Regions from separate parts of the Homo sapiens genome. Here region 2 is linked to region 1. Evidence: chromatin loops called from intact Hi-C (ENCODE). Cell type or tissue: gastrocnemius medialis. All regions are shown on one strand. Links, peaks and the distances in the headings refer to the core of each region. The heading gives the core; the rest is flanking DNA. Region 1 has its middle 58 kb from the start of MAF. Region 2 overlaps MAF (MAF bZIP transcription factor).

Region 1 (8,335 bases), core at 159-8,158:
GAAAAAGAAGAATGAGAAGAATGATCACTATAGCAGATATTAAATTTATCATAAAACTATAAAAAAGAGTTCTGTCCTATTTTAAGAATCAACAAATAAATAGATGAATGAAGTAAAATAGCCCTGAAACGTTTCTGTGTGTGTAAAATTAAAGCACAGTACAAGATGCATATACAAACCATTAGAGAAAGGAAGGCTTCTTTTGACAAACACTGTTAGAAAACTGGTGATTTATACAAAAATAATTAAGCCAGCATCTGATGTGAAATACCCAAATAAATTCTAAATGCACTGAATATTTAAATGTCCGATATAAAAACCATAAAAATGAAGAAAGTATGGGGGAAGAATTAACTGATGCTTATGGAATCTTTTCAAACACTAAAGCAAAGAAAGAATATTAAACCTGACTACACTTTATTTACAAACTAAATATTATACATGTAAAAATATAACTATAATTAAAAGGCCAGAGATAAACATGGAAGAAATTTTATCACAAATATTGTTCCATTATATATTGCTGGGAGATATAAATTGCTGGGAGAAATCACCTGGGAACATGGTGGCACATGCTTGTGGTCCCAGCTACTCAGGAGGCTGAGGCAGGAGAATCACTTGAACCAAGGAGGTGGAGGTTGCAGTGAGCTGAGATCACACCACTACGCTACAGCCTGGGTGACAGAGCATGACTCTGTCTCGAAAGAAAGAAGGAAAGAAAGAAAGAAAAGAAAAGAAAAGAAAAGAAAAGAAAGAAAGAAAGAAAGAAAGAAAGAAAGAAAGAAAAAGAAATCACCCAGGAAAATACAAACACTCTTGAAAAACAAGATGAGGTAGAAAAGGAAAAGAACAGACAATTCATGGAAGGAGGAACAAAAACGGCCATAAATAAAAATACAGAAAAATGTTCAAGAGTAGACAAAGATGAATACAAAGACATTATTTTGCTTGACTATGAAAGAAAGTTTTGTAAAATGAATAATTCTAATAAGGTAGTTACAGTGAAACTGGGTATCTCCTGTGGTATTTGTGGTAGTATAAACTAATTCAGTCTTTCTGGAAAGCAATCTTATTATATGCATTAAGTTTTAAAATTAGGCCAGGTGTGGTGGCTCATGCCTGTAATCCCAGCACTTCGGGAGGCCGAGCCGGGTGGATAACCTGAGGGCAGGAGTTTAAACCAGCCTGGCCAACATGGTAAAACCCTGTATCTGCTAAAATTACAGAAATTGGCCGGGCTTGGTGGCATGCACCTGTAATCCCAACTACTAGAGGGGGCTGAGGCAAGAGAATCACTCGAACCCAGGAGGTGGAGGTTGCAGTGAGCCGAGATCGCGCCACTGCACTCCAGCCAGTGTGACAGAGCGAGACTCCACCTCAAAACAAAACAAAACAAAAGAGAAAGAAAGAAAAGAAAGTTTTAAAATTAACTATAACAATTTTTCGTGAACATTTATAATAAAGATATAATCAGAGATTCAGACTAAGATTTATAAAGATGTTCAATATAGTGTTATCTATAACAGGAAAAATGGAGACAATCTAAACATCCAATAATAGTTTGATAATTAAATAGTTTCATTCATAAAGTATAATATTCTGCAGCTTTGGATAATGTTAATTACACATAGCCTAGTGCTAAACGGAAAAATGCAAGATGCATGCCTTTCTAAATGCCACATGATCACAATCATGTCAGACACTCTGAGGCATGTGTGCATTGAAAATCCATTGCAAAAAGATTCTCCGAGGTAAAAATGGTGATTTTTTTCTCTGATGAAATTATGAGTGATTTTTAGCTTTTCCTATATCCTTTACTGTAAGTATGAGATGATTTCTGTAACAAAAAAATATATATATAAATTTTAAGCAAACATAGCCAGGTGAGTCTCTCCTGAAGCCCACTGCTGGGAGGAGCCTCATTTGTGAGCTGTCCCTGCTAAGGGGAAGAATTGAGACTGCAGTGGTAGAGTCAGGGCCAAAAGGATCCCCAAGAGGTCACCACAGGAGCATGCAGCCACCGAGGCAGGTGGAGGACCAGAGGCTGTAAAGGAATGAGGTGGGATTATCAGACAGGTTACGTGATGAAGACTCTGAGAAAAAGCTGGCCAACTAGATGGAACACAGCACCTCCTTGTAATCCCCAGGGAGGCCATCTCCAGACACATCGAGATTGCAGTTAGGGCATGAGAGCTCAGTAACTCTGCTTCCCTGAAGTCCCTGCGCTCTGGTGTCACTGGCTCCCAGAAGAACCATGAGAACCAAACAAACCTGATTCCAACGCTTCAACCACTCAGCCTCCCAGCGAGATCAGTTACTCTGAAGACAAGGGCATCCACGCACCAAAAGACTCACTGGCCAGCTCAGACGAAGCCAGCTGGAGGACTGGGTCCATCACAGGGGCTTCCTCTCCCATCAGCACCCCACCCTGCTCATGGTCAACAATGCTCATTGGCATGGTCAACTGGCTAGGAACCTCTGTGGGAAGCCAGACCACTTTGCTGGGTGTCTGCTTCCCGGTGCATGCCGGGGAGATGGCAGATGACCTTGTGAAGGTCTAATGAGGTTGACAATGTAGATCGAATTTTGCGTGGCACAGGCTGGAAATAAACAATTCAGTATCCAAATATGAGCATCAGGACTCACCCTCTTCTCTGACATGTGGGGAAAACAGCTATCTTAGGGTTATTTGGGAAAAGTAAAGGAGTTGGTCTGTAAAAAATTTAGCGGCATCTGCAGTGCACAATCTAGGTTAATTATTACTCTTTACTGCTACTACTGTACTTTTACCATTAATACGATTATCACCACTACTACTATTGCTATTACCGCTAGTACTATCACTACTACTATTTACTACGGTTACTACAACTGCTATTTTTAGCACTACATCACACTACTACGGTTACTACTGCTGTTGCTACCATTACTACTATTGACACGATTACTGCTATCACTATTCCTGTTACTACTAGAGCTGCTGCTACTGATATTACCACTACTATACTAATCTAATAGTGCTATAATTATTGCTATCACAATTACTTTTACCATTACTGTTACTACTGCTGCTTCTTCAACGACTGCTATCGTACTCTAAGCCACCTCATGCGTTTACAGCAACCACACATTCCAGATTTAAGGGAAATCATCTTGGTTGGAATTATTCTGTCTCATCACCTCCAAAAGTCCTCTCACAACTGTCAGACTATGCACCTGTTCGTGCAGAAAATATTTGTACCCGTAACCCAAACCCTTGTTGAGTGAGGCAGTCATGCGCAGGGCTGAAGGAGCCTGCGTCAGTCCCTGGCAGGGACTCTAGGCACAGTAGTACCTGCTTCCCAAACCACCAGAAAAAAAAAAAAAATAATAAATGCTGCTACACAGGAGCTGTTCTCCTTTTAAGGATAAGGAAACTGAGGCTTAGGACAATACGTAATATGGCCAAGTTCATACAGCTGGTGAAAGACGAGACCCTAATTCAGACAAGGTTCTACCAGGGCCCTTGTTACCAGCTAAGCTACTAGGGTTTTTTTAGTTTTTTTTTTTTTTTTTTTTGAGATGGTGTTCCAGTCTGCTGCCCAGGCTGGAGTGCAATCTTAGCTCACTGCAACCTCCACCTCCGGGTTCAAGAGATTCTCCTGCCTCAGCGTCTTCAGTAGCTGGGATTAAAGGCAGGCACCACCACGCCCAGCTAATTTTTGTATTTTTACTAGAGACGGGGTTTTACCATGTTGGCCAGACTGGCCTTGAACACCTCACCTCAAGCGATCCACCATCCTCAGCCTCCCAAAGTGCTGGGATTACAGACATGAGCCAACAAGCCCGGTTACTACTAGGGTTTTGAATGATTAAAAAACAGGTTCAGATTGTGGCATTTGCTCAGTTTCCTCAAGGCATGAGATAGGCTTTGGAATAAAAAGCTAAGCTGGTTGGTCCCAGTTCTCCTGACTCCAAGCGTTTCAGTCTTTGGTGACAATTTCCTCCAACTGCTAATGACAATTCAGCGGCAGGTGACCATCCTTGCTGGGACACGGGGCTCCTGGAGCAAGTCCTGTGCAGCTGAAGAGGGGAGCGAATGGGAACTTTGGAAGGAGGAGGAAACAGGAAGTCCAAGCGAGCTCCACGAAGCCTCCGGGCAGGAACGCAAACAGGAAAGCGGTTCTCAGCCAGTGGTGGCCTCTCGCTAGCTAGGTCTGGTGTCCCCAAGGCCCCCCTGGTGCGTGTTATTTTTGGACCATGCCACGTGGTGAGTAAGTGCCTGTTGGATTAGATAGAGTCAAGGCCAGCTTCCAGGCTGGTGTCTCCCAAGCAACAGGGGTCAGTGGCCCCAGGGACATGGCCTATGGCGGAGTTTCAAATCACACTACCCCCAGCCACCCCCCAGACATCTCTGAGGCCCTTGGATAACAAAAGGAAGCAGGGAAAGAAAGAGGGAACTGCTCTTCCTTCCCCTCCAATCAGAGGTCTCCACTCTGGGTACAGTGGCCAGATCTGATGACCTTAGCAAAGCCGCTCTTGGCCTGGAGAATCTTGCAAGCTTGGACTTTCTGGGGCTCGTGCACTGATGGGCAAGCTGGGTTTCCTGGACTGGGAGGGGTTAGCTTCCTTCCCCTTTGGGACTCATACCTCAACCCCATAGCAATTCACTGAACTGCTCCTGGCCTTGGTTAATCTTCAGTGACCATGGCTAGTAGATCATGATAGACTTTAAGAAAGGAGTGTCAAGGCAGTTGGTTTCCACATAAGTTAGACTCTGGGTGGTTTTTATATCATAAGCTAGCACATCTGACCTATAATAGTAAAGAAATTATCCCATTGTGTGACCTTACAGGATTGCATATGTGTGTGCATGCACACGTGTGTGTATGTGCAGTTATGTTTTCTCTCTCCATCTCTCTCTCACAATCACATAAACAATAAAAAACAGTAAATGTTAAGCCTTTTAAAAGCAGAACCACATCATTTTGAGTTTTGCATTTCACTAGACAAAGTGGGAACATTCGTGGTAACATCATGAAGAGTGATAACATAGTAATAAAAGCAGATTTTTCTCAGGCATTTAAAAGGATAAGAGACAAAGGTAGGCGCGATCCATGCTAGCTGGGTCTGTCCATATGATTCCCCAGTATCTTGGAGACAGGCAAGAGTGTAGCTAGAATGGGATTTTAAGCCAGGGAGAACTGGGGATCAATCCCGGTCAGACACCATGACCCTGGTCAAGTGCCTCCTTCCCACTTATCTCATACACAAAATGGGAATGGTGCCTACAGTAGAGGCTTTCTGCCAAGATGACAAGAGCCACTTACACAAAGAGCATGTGGTGGACACCTAGCGGATGTTCAACAAATGTCTGGATGTTCTCAAGATGGCGGGCAGTCCCACCTTTCCAAAGCCTTTGCGGGCAGGACAGACGCGCTCAGTCACAAAATTCCTTTCCTTTGTCTCAATGCCCCACGTTCTGGGTAACATAATATGGTGCTCCTCAACGGTGGCCAAGGGTCAATGCGATGTTTACAGCTGAACAATTTCCAGGCCCTCTTTTCTTTTTCTTTTTTTTTTTTTCTTTTTTTTTTTTCTGAGACGGAGTCTCGCTCTGTCGCCCAGGCTGGAGTGCAGTGGTGCAATCTCGGCTCACTGCAAGCTCCGCCTCCGGGGTTCACGGCATTCTCCTGCGTCAGCCTGCCCAGTAGCTGGGACTACAGGCGCCTACCACCGCGCCCGGCTAATTTTTTATATTTTTAGCAGAGACGGGGTTTCATCGTTTTAGCCAAGATGGTCTCCATCTCCAGACCTCGTGATCCACCCGCCTCGGCCTCCCAAAGTGCAGGGATTACAGGCGTGAACCACCGCACCTGGCCCAGGCCCTCTTTTCTTGTACCAAGGTAGAGAGACAGACACCAAGAGACACCCCCATCTTTGAATGCTAGACTAAAAACGGGAAAATGTTTGTAAAATTAAGTTTTAAAAAGCTACCCCAACAAGTGGTATGATATGGTCAACCGTGGGGGGGAAAGTTTGCACAGAGAATCAAAGAATATACACTAAAATAAGAGGAGCAACTATTAAATTTACAGTTCAACACAGTAGGAACTAGCTACATATGGCTATTTAGATTTAAATTAATTAAAATTAAATAGAACTAAGCCTTCAGTTCCTGACACACTAGACTCATTTCAAGTGCTCGGTCATCACACATGGCAGATGGCTACTGCATTGCACAACACAGATCTAGAAGAGTCCATCAGCAGAGAAAGTTTTACTGGACAGCACTGATGTAGAGATGGAGGTATTTTGAGTGATTTCAAAATTTTATTTCCCTAAATAATATTCCATCATTATTTTTTTCCTATAAAAATGTAAATAGCAGCCGGGCATGGTGGCTCATGCCTGTAACCCCAGCACTTTGAGAGACCGAGTTGGGTGGATCACAAGGTCAGGAGATCGAGACCATCGTGGATAACATGGTGAAACCCCGTCTCTACTAAAAATACAAAAAATTAGCCAGGCGTGGTGGCAGGTACCTGTAGTCCCAGCTACTCGGGAGGCTGAGCAGGAGAATGGCGTGAACCCAGGAGGCGGACCTCACAGTAAGCTGAGATTGCACCACTGCACTCCAGCCTGGGCGACAGAGCAAGGCTCTGTCTCAAAAAAAAAAAAAAAAAATGTCAGTAGCAACAGACAAAATACTAAAATATTATTTTATGTATTGATATGGCACCTTACTTACATTCATTCATGTTTGGTAAAACTGAAATCACAGAAAGAGGTGCTAACCTAATAACGAGGGACTGATCCTTAGACAGGACTTTCATGTTTGGCCATTGCTAAGTTAAGCCTCATGGGGCTTGAGGTGGTTCTCTATGAACTCAAGCAATCTTGGGTCAGGGACCACTGGCTCCCTCAGGCCAGGATGGTGTCCTTCACCACTTTCCAAGAAGACACTCAGCATGCATTTCTGTTGTTTGTTTTCCTTCTTAACTCCTGGAATATTAAATAGATGATCTCAGAATCTTTCCCTCCATGGTTCTAAATTATATCCTTAAATAATGTGGAGGAAAAAAAAGTGAGAAAGGGCAGAACATGCATTACAAAGTAGACTCAGACACAGGACATTGTTTTGGACCTCAACTTCCCGCAAATCAAGCTTGGAGAACATACACAGTGTCTGTGTACTGAGTGAAAGGTGGGGAATGCAGAACTGGACATGCTGCAGAACTGAGGGGGCCCATGCAAAACGACAATGCAAGGTTCCTTGTTCAAAAAGTATCAAGAGATTCAAGGGGACAGCAGAATGTTAAATCAAGTGTGGCACCCATTTGAGCATGAGTACAACTGCACACATTGCATGCCTATGAAGATGGACCCCATGCAGAATTCCAGTTTTTCACAAGCCATTGGAAAAAAAAAAAAAGATTTCAATAGAAAATCGTGGACATTACAAAATTTACCAGAAATTTTTGTAAGTATCACTGCAACCCCCACCCCCCCACAGAGGCATCTTATTTTTTGGTCTATCTTTGATCTCAATACTAAAATTCAAAGTATTTCTATGTAAGCTATTTTAAAATATGGATGCCCATAGAAGCAGAGAGTAGTACGGTGGTTACCAGAAGCCAGGGGATGGGGAGTGGGGGAGATGTTTTTCAAAGGACATAAAATTTCAATTAGAGAGGAGGAATAAGTCCAAGAAATTCATTATACAACCTGGTCACTATAGTTAATAACAATGTATACTTCAAACTTGCTTAGAGAGTAGATTTTAAGTGTTTTCACTACCAAGAAAAAAATAAGTATGTGGGGTAATGCATATTTTAATTTGCTTGATTTAATTAATCTAATTAATTAGCTATTTCACAGTGTAAACATACTTTAAAACATTATACACCATAAATATATACATTTTTGTCCATTAAAAATAAATAATAAATTATAAAATAAAATATATCACTACATTGGAAAAAATAAACAAAATGTGGTATGAGTGTTACCAACATCATCAAAAGGTTAAAGAGATGGGATGAACTTTAAAACTTGATTTTATTGGATAAAGGACAAAAAAGTTCTATCATTGTGAGAACAGATCTATGTCCACCTTATAAAATAACCCCAGTCATCTTAATTTAAACACTATTGATTGGTAACCCAAATGAAAATCAAAATCAATAAGAGAATTTTTTTTTTTCAGAGTGGGATATTATAGACTCCATCCTGAAACTAGTTTTAGGGAATAAACTTTCCAGTCATATAACCTAATTTATGCCACTTTTTATGAATGAGTGACTTGGGCTGGGAGAAGAGATAGAAAGTTTTGACAATTTTGAAAATGTAGGAA
Region 2 (8,335 bases), core at 299-8,298, 51 kb after region 1:
AAAAGTAGATTTTTTTTAAGGTGTAACGATACTTGCCTAACTTAAGTATTCTCACAAACCGAGGGTCCCTCTAAGAAAAAGGCCCCTCATGGAAAAGATGCTTTCTGAAATTAGTGGTTTTAAAAGTCTGTCCTCTTGAGACAGTTCCTGGATGCCTGAGATGTGTCTAGAACTGTATGAAATCCAAGAATGCAGGCAGGACCCTCATCCTGGCGCTGTTGGAGCAATCCTCATAAAGTTTGCTTGACTGACTTTGTTTTATAATGTGCATCAAACTACACCACGGAAACCCCAAACCGTATCGAGATTTCCATAAAGATTTTTAAACATGCTATCTGGATTTCCCGCTTGCCTTTCTCTTTTTCCCTCTTACTCTGTCTCTAACCGAAGCAGGAAAAAAAAAGAAAAAAGAAAAAAAATCTGGAAAATGGGCCGGAAAACTAATAGAAGAAAAATCAAATGATCTGGAGCCGATGATCTTATTTACAGAGGGTTCCTGGGGCCGCGATCGGGTGGAGTGAGGGGGTCTCAAGGTGAAGGGCGGAGCCTTGCGGGACCGAGTCTTGCTCCCTCCCTCCAGGCGCCCGCCCACCCAGGAGAGCGGCGCACCGGGGAGTTTTGATATCCCCCGGAGCTCGCTCGCGCTAGGGCAGTCCTTTTGACTTTTTAAACCAAATTTGAACACAATCCGAGCTCCTGCAGGGGTGCGGGAGCTTGGGTGGGCGCGGGGCCCTGGGGCGCGCTGGGTGTGGCCGTCATTAGCGCCCCCGGGCGCCGGGCGGCGTCGTGGGCATCTCCGAGGGGCGCTGCGTTGCTGGCGTCTGAGCGCACCGGCTCCCTGGGCACTGCCGCGGGTCTGGGACTGCAGGCCCGGCCCAGGACTGAGGGACTCGGTAGCTTCAGGCAATCTTCGGGACCCGCCCCCTCTGTCTGGGCTCCAGTCCCTGCGCACCTACTGTACGCCCCTCGGGGGACCTCAGAGGGTGGGGAGCACACCCAGCCCCACGCAGCTGCAGCCACCAGGCTCGGGCAGTGATGTCCAGGGCTATTGGGCCCCGCAGAACCCATGCATAAAGGACTGGGATGCGGTGTTCCTGTCCCGGGCCAGGTTGGCGGAGGGGGGGATGATGGGGGGGCATGGAGGGAGGGTTGTTCTTAGAAAATGGGAGAGGGGACAAACTCAGCATCCTCTCTGCCTACATCTCCTTCATTCCAGGCTTCAAGACCATTGCACCAAAAGCTCTGGCCAGCTTTAAAGATTCCAGCTGAGCTTCCAGTGATGCTCCCCGGACCCTCTGCATAGCGCTGTCTGTGTCTACACTTAAAGTGGGGCGGAGGTGACTTATTGGGTCCCAGATCTCAGCTTCTGCCACTTGTTGGCCTGAGGACAGTGACTTTTGAGGCTCTTTCATGGCCCTGGATGACCAGGCATGGAAGGAAAAGGTGTCAGAAATTATGGAGAGGACACTGGGATTGGACAGGAGTCAGGTGGGAAGGGTGCAGACCCTGGTGCTAAGGACGTCACTGTTGTTTCTAGGACTCTGTGGAGAGCTCACAACCTGTCAGCGGCTTGTCAGTCACCCTGCAAACAGATCCTTCTTGGTGGGAGGTTTTGGGGGGACTCTGAGAATGACCTGGAGCTGACCCCTGGTGACTGGAGGTCATAAGCCAAGGTTGGCCTGTGTTAAAGTCTGGGCCATACTCTCCCAGCCTCTGCAGGCAGGTCCCTTCCTCTCCTCTGCTCTCTGGGCCTAGTTTGGGGTTGCCTATTGTCCTGGGATCCTCGGCCTGCTTTCCTTCTGCAGAATTCCTCCAACAAAAGTCAGAAACGCACTTCTACAGGCCTCAAGAAGTGGATGAGGTCATATAGAGAACCAGGGCAACTATAGGTTGCAAAAAGGGACTCTGAACTCCTGACCTAATTTTTCAGGCCAGTGTTCCCTTTACAACAATCCTTGTTGGGGATTCTGGAAGGAGAGTGATTTTCTCTCCTTCCTATCCAGTTCTATAAGGTTTCATCGCTTCTCCTGTTCCCTAACGGAAAGGACCAACCACAAGGAAAAAATAGTTCTTTGGAATCTCAGCTTGGAAACGGTCAAGGCTGGTAATCAGAATATTTAGAATAGAGAAATTCAGAATGCGAATCACTGGTCTGCAGCTCACACCAAGGCCTGGGTTGAGGGGTGAGGGGCAGGTTGAGGAGTGCAGGGGAAAATACAGAAAACTCCTTCCTCTCCTTCCACTCTTTTTCCCAAAGCTCAGCAGACACGACTCCTTCATCCTCCTTTCTTGAATTAATGCTCCTTCTAATTGTAACTAAAGATCTAAGGTGCATCTCTGTAGAAGAGAGGAATGTGATTTTGCAATCCACAGTTCTAATTATAGGGAAAACTGTTATTTAGTAAAAAGGAAGGAAAAGGAAACGAATTGTGTTGAACAAGAGAAGAGGTGCTCAATAGAGGCTACGATTTGTGTAAGGAACTGTGCATTCCAGTCATAGTCGTGGAAAATGTGTTTTATGAGTTTCTTAAAACTGTACGACTCTGATGAAAATTCATAGAAAGATCTTATTTCTGTGCGTCGTTGGTTTGCTCTTCCCATCTCAGCCTTTTTCCTTCGGGCAGACTTACGGAAAACACACAGAGGGCCTTCGAATTTAAACAATAAAATACTGTCACGATGTCATAAAACTATTGCAGTGACCATTTAAATATTGGTACAACATGTCTGGCTGGTCCAAAATGTCACCATTATGAATCACAGACTGATACATTTATAAATATACTCAAATGTTAAGACATTAACGATTTCCTCAAATCTCTCCATTTGGGTTTAGTCCCCAAAATTGTTTTCAAAAAGGAAACATGTGAACATATTTTAAAGAAATGGACAGCCGAGCCTAGTTTACTTCTGGCATACATGCACACTAGGTCTGACGTTAGCCACGGAGCAAGTGAAATTCAGACTGGTAACAGGGATTATTTCTGGGCCTCCCGCTTTTAAAGTTCCCCTTTCTCTTGTTTCCCTCATTTCTCACCTCCTACAAATGGTGCAGGGAACAGGGAGCCCGAGATTTTATTTGCTACGCCTTCATGCAAAGCAATTTGATTTGTTTGTTTAGTTTTGTTTTGTTTCTCTCTAAAGGGTAAAGATGCTCCCAATTTGTGGCAGGACTGTGTTTCTTTATGCCCTAACAATCATGAGACAGCCTGGGAGACTGAAATTCTCTCACCCTGTCCCCTACCCCCGCTAGGGAAAAAAATGCTAGACAGAGCTGGGTTTGTTCAGGAGCTGGGGCGGAGCAATGCCTGGAGAGAATTCCCCTTTTCTGGGGCTGTTTGATGTCTGAATTTTGAAGATTTACATCAAAAGCGAGAAAAGCAGTGTTATGGCAAGTTGGGTTAAGACTCTTGCTCCGCTTTTAAGCAAATGCTTCAAAACAAACAAATCCTGATTGAGGTGGCTGGACCTGGACCACCTCCTTTATAACTACTACATGGCCTGCCTGGACCTGGGACATCTTCTTTTAGATTTAGGATGGGCTAAGAGTGAAACAAACTTCCAAGTTTCTCTTATTTTCCTCAGAACAACAAGGAAGGCACAGGACCAAATTATTCATTCAGCATCCTGACAAATAATCAGCGGAGATAAAAATTGTAGCCTATCACTGCAGATAAAACTTCTCTAAAAAAAACCAAACAAACAAAATAAAAGAACTAAGACATTTCTTCAAAGAGACGGACAAAATTATTTTTCAAAAATCAAATGACAGTGAATCGTAGTGGGGAACCTTGCAAATCAGCAAAGTGAAGCTGGTAAATCTCACTTCCTATTCCCTCTTAGTGAATGTTTATATTAGCAGCGCTAAGAAGAGCTTGGTTGTGTGTTTTACCGGCATGGAAATCAGACGGCTGAAGGTTGTCACTCATGTACTCCTGTATTTTAGTCTTCCAACCTATCTCAGTCTTTAACTACCGGCAGCCAAAACAGAAAAAAACAAACAAACAAAAAACAAAAAGAGAGAGAGAGAGACTTATGTGGCAATCAGACTTTTAAATATATTGATTGGCCTAGTAGACTGGAGGAGTGTATTTCGTAAAGCCAAGAGTATGTGAATACGGAAGTAAGTTGGCCTAAACGAAAACAACGGCCACAGCAGCAAAAGCCTCCCAATGTACTGTGCTTGGGAACCTTTGAACGTGTCATAGGCAACTCTAGATATTTAGACCAGGACATGCTGGGAATGCAGCTACCGAGACAGCTGTGTGCCATGTTTGTGAGGGTGACCATGATCTGTCTTCTGTCCACTGCTTTTAGCAGGAAAACTGGCAGTGTGGCAAGGGGGTGGTTCTACTTCAGAACAGAAGTATCTAGAATTGGTGTTGCTAAGTAAAAATGACTGGGGTAAAGGCACAAGGGAGAAAAGATCAGAGCGTGAGCATCCTGCATTCAGTAATAAACAGCATTTCCCATCGGAGGGGTCTGTGTTGAAAGACTCCCAGGTAGTTATGGCTTTGAGACAGTGAGGAAATGATGTCTCCGTAGCAGATTTATTTGCCAGGCAAAAGTAGAATGTCTGCCTATTTGATGTCAATATATTAATGTGTCAGATACATTGTAAAAAATTATTACATGGTTTTTGAAAAGGGAAACATGCAAGAAGCCAGGGAAATGTAAAGGAGGTGATTTTTTTTTTTTTGAGTAGGAGCAAAAAAGAAAAGGGAGCAAAAAATCACACAGAGGGTGTGTATTTAACTAACTTTGTATTTTGCCACACATTGTTTTCATTTACAGCTATGTCTGACAAATGAGCACGTTTGACATCACTGATAAATGCAACACCGTCTAGGGCCTACGAGAAAACCAGGGGGCTCGGCTCCGCTGGAGCCTCTGCCCGTGGATTTGTTTAGGGAAGGGGAGTCGAATATCTATTTTTCTTCTTAGTAAAATTATCTGCCAGAGAAACAATGAAGCATGAAAAAGTACTATTTAGAATGTGCATGCCTATATATGATTTTAAAATGCTAATTGTTGCATTCCGGGAAACTTTCCATTATATATATGCATATATATGTATCTTTGTAATTTCAGTGAATTTTTAAAACTAGTATGGCAGGTTGAAAGCAATGCACCTGTTTACTTGCACACACCATAAATCGAAAAGCAGGAGTGCGCTTTCCTACCGGTCTCTATGAAACCCCCAGACAAGAGGCATAGTTAACTACTACATTTAATAGCCTTCTTCTCTAACACAGTAATTTTTATTTAAAAAGGAGACTAAACAGAAGTCAGGGGTAGGTGGTTCTCCATGACTGCAAATAATAATAATAATGATGATTTTTTTTAATGTACAGCTCTCACACAAATTTCATTTTGTGAACACACTGGTAAGTACACGATGCTGGGGCTTCCAAAATGTGGCGTATCCCACTGATGGCTCCAACTTGCGAGTGGGCTCAGTTCTGTAATTGGAATGAAAGGAATTTTAACACTATTTAGACAAAGATCAAACGCAGCGTAAAGGGGAAAGCTAGATTTCCTCATATGATTTTTTTTTTTTTAAATTTAGAGACTTATTGTAATGAATGGCACTTACTCAGGATTTAGGAGTTCTTTGTAAGAAAAAAAAAACATGTATTTGTTTGCTACTCCCACTATACTTCAAAGTTTTCAGTAATTGTTATTTCTAAAAATGCCTTTTACTAGGAGTTAACCTTCTCTTACAGCCAGCCACTCAAACCTCATTTTTGCCAGCACCTTTGCATTTGATTTTCTAAAGTTTGGGGGCCCAAACCTGCTTATTATATTCAACTACCTTGTAGATTCCTATCAAAATGCTTAATTCTACACAACTATATTTTCCTTCCAATCCAGGCCTCATTTGTCATGAGATAACTGCAATAACTACATCCAGAATATCACTCTTATTTTGAGAATGTTTGCCTAAAATCTTTCATCAGATGCTTTTTTGTTAAAAGCATTCTCTCCATTTCTGCTTCTTCAGAGTTTGTGTATCTCTTAGTTGTGATGAGGAAAAAAAAAAAAAAAGGAAAGAAATATCTGAAGTCAAGAACACTTGACTTCAAGCTCATGAGGGGAGGTTTACTATTAAGACTTTTGTTAAGCAAAATTAAGTGTGGATTCAGGAGCCTGTCTAAACTAGCACATAAAGGAAGGTCAAAATGTCGAGGTTACACACTGTCTTCGTGTTTTGTAAAAAATAGGCAGGAAGGCCAGATGATAAACTGGCCAGAACTTAGCAGCACCAAACACAACCTGTTTTCTTAAAAATAAGTCTTTCAGTCAGAGTTGCAATATTATCTTTTTTTCTTTTAAGAACGGCAGAAAACAAAACAAAAGTCATCGTGTTTGGCTGTATTTTCAAAACAGTGCTGGCTTTGTCTAACATTCTATTGGTGTGCTAGGGGAAGATGACTAAGAGTGCAAACTGCATGAATTTGTAACATTAGTTTCATGAATTTGTGTCATTTAAAAATAGGTCAGCGCTTAGGAGTCCTACTAGTGAAGGTAGTTTTGAGTCTTTCCAAGGGATCTTTAAGTCAGCCCCCATACACAGCCTATTTTGGGGTAAATACCAGTAAATCAAAGCACAGCCTATATTCCACACAGGTATTATTTTTTGCTTTTATTTCTGGGGATAGCATGATCTGAAATCATTACTAGCTCATCCAGGTAGAGAAGTTCTCCACTGAATATTCACGGTGAAATATGATTTGATAACATAGTTTAAACCAGATATGTACTTGGAAATATGGAAGTAAGGAGTGGATTTTCTTTTTCCTATTTAAGACAAATGATCTTCAGTGTTAAAGAGAAAAGCAAAACAAAACAAACAACTATGATTTGTCATGTTTATGTTAAATCTTGTCAGGCCTTGCTAACAAGAAAATCTCGGTGTGTAAGAGAAGAAGGAAAAATAGTCAACTTTAGTGAAAAGGCAAGCGCTGTTTCTCTTTACCGTTCAATGCATATGTGCGCAAGCCACCTCTGATGCGCCATATTTGTCCGGCTCCTCTGTCTATGGATGGCTTTGCTCCTGATCAGAAGTGTAGGGCCATGCTCAGGAAGCCTAGTTCCACTGTTTTGTTTTGTTTTTCCTACCAAGGGCAATTATGGCTCAACTCATTTGAAAACTGAAAACTTTGGGGAGAAAAAAATGAGGTCATAATTTACATCTATATTAAATATTGCTAATCAGTATATGGGGCCAGCCTCCTCACTTCAAAAAACAGCCTATAATTTCACCCTGAATTACTGTCTCCCTATTCCTCCAGGAATCCTTCCACTGGAGAAAAGGATGCATTTTACACTTTTAACGAGGTTGTTGGGCCCAGTTAAACTGTACACTAAGAAACTGAGTACAGAATCAAAAAAAAATGCCGTTTATTATTGTAGATTATTCTTTTCTTGATATAACCAGAATTGAAAATGAAAGAAAAGCACATAGGAACAACACGCGTGGTTAGTTAGTAACTCAAGATATAAAACAATTTTGCACAGCAAAATATGTAAAAGAAAAGTAACTGACAAGATTTTTTTATATTTATTGTGGTAAGATTTACTTTTCATTTCTTTTTAAAGACAGGATGTCAGTCCCTGAAAATAACATTTACTGATTATTGCCTTTAAAACTGTGGATTTTTTTTTAAGTTACAGAAAATCCAGTTCTGCACCACAATACAACTGTAAAAAAATCTGCATCATCTTAAAACTGTGCAGTAATGCCATTTTTATAACTGCATAAATTTTATTAGCGTTCTAAACAGTTTTGCAATTTTTTTTTGTATTATATGCTTGCAGGTTATATCTTAGTGCAATTCAGTCCCAAATACTTTAATTTTGAAAAGAAAAAAAAACATACATTTTTGAATGTAAAATACCCCTACAGATATAAACAGGGGCGTTTCCCCTCTTAATACTTTGGTTTTCAATACAGTCAGTGGTATAGCAAAGACTACACATACCCAACTTATATTTAAGTTGCAAGCACATGCTGTATAAGCTACTTTTTTTAAACAGTCCCCTTGCAAACTCTACCCCCCTTAACATCACAATAGTAAACAATTTAGTGCATCAATCGTTTAAAAAATCTACAGCTAAACAGACCTAACTCTTTCAAATTTATCTATAACATTCCTTTATCTGTAGCATACATTTTAACTGGGCTAACAGATTATAAAAACTAGAATTAAATTATATACTAGAAACCCAGAGCATTCCACATTTGACAATGACCAAAAGCCAAAAAATATAAAATAAAAATAAAACAAACCAAAAATAATGGGGCAGTTTCTCTTTTTAAAAAATAAATTTT

What was found. A loop is a pair of places that touch in the nucleus more often than their neighbours do. Peaks named below come from ENCODE experiments on the same cell type or tissue, not always from the same donor. Only the 100,000 strongest peaks of a DNase experiment are listed, where the experiment ranks them.
Region 2: a loop joins it to region 1, with 4 times the contacts of the local background. A loop is called at or near these places in 5 of 110 quality-filtered maps.

The regions. Positions count from the first base shown.
Region 1 is chr16:79,538,125-79,546,459 of GRCh38, forward strand. It overlaps a transcript of MAF not described here. Among named protein-coding and RNA genes, the nearest start is that of MAF, 58 kb to the right of the region's middle. In gastrocnemius medialis, for the core only: no CTCF peak of the experiment used is centred there; DNase peaks (open chromatin) are centred at 3,277, 4,197 and 4,547; H3K27ac peaks cover 2,923 bases.
Region 2 is chr16:79,589,092-79,597,426 of GRCh38, forward strand. MAF (MAF bZIP transcription factor) reads right to left here. Exons shown (of 2, transcript NM_005360.5): 2 at 4,747-5,462. The coding sequence ends at 5,369. Among named protein-coding and RNA genes, the nearest start is that of MAF, 7.5 kb to the right of the region's middle. In gastrocnemius medialis, for the core only: no CTCF peak of the experiment used is centred there; DNase peaks (open chromatin) are centred at 919, 2,966 and 4,200; H3K4me3 peaks cover 7,240 bases; H3K27ac peaks cover 8,000 bases.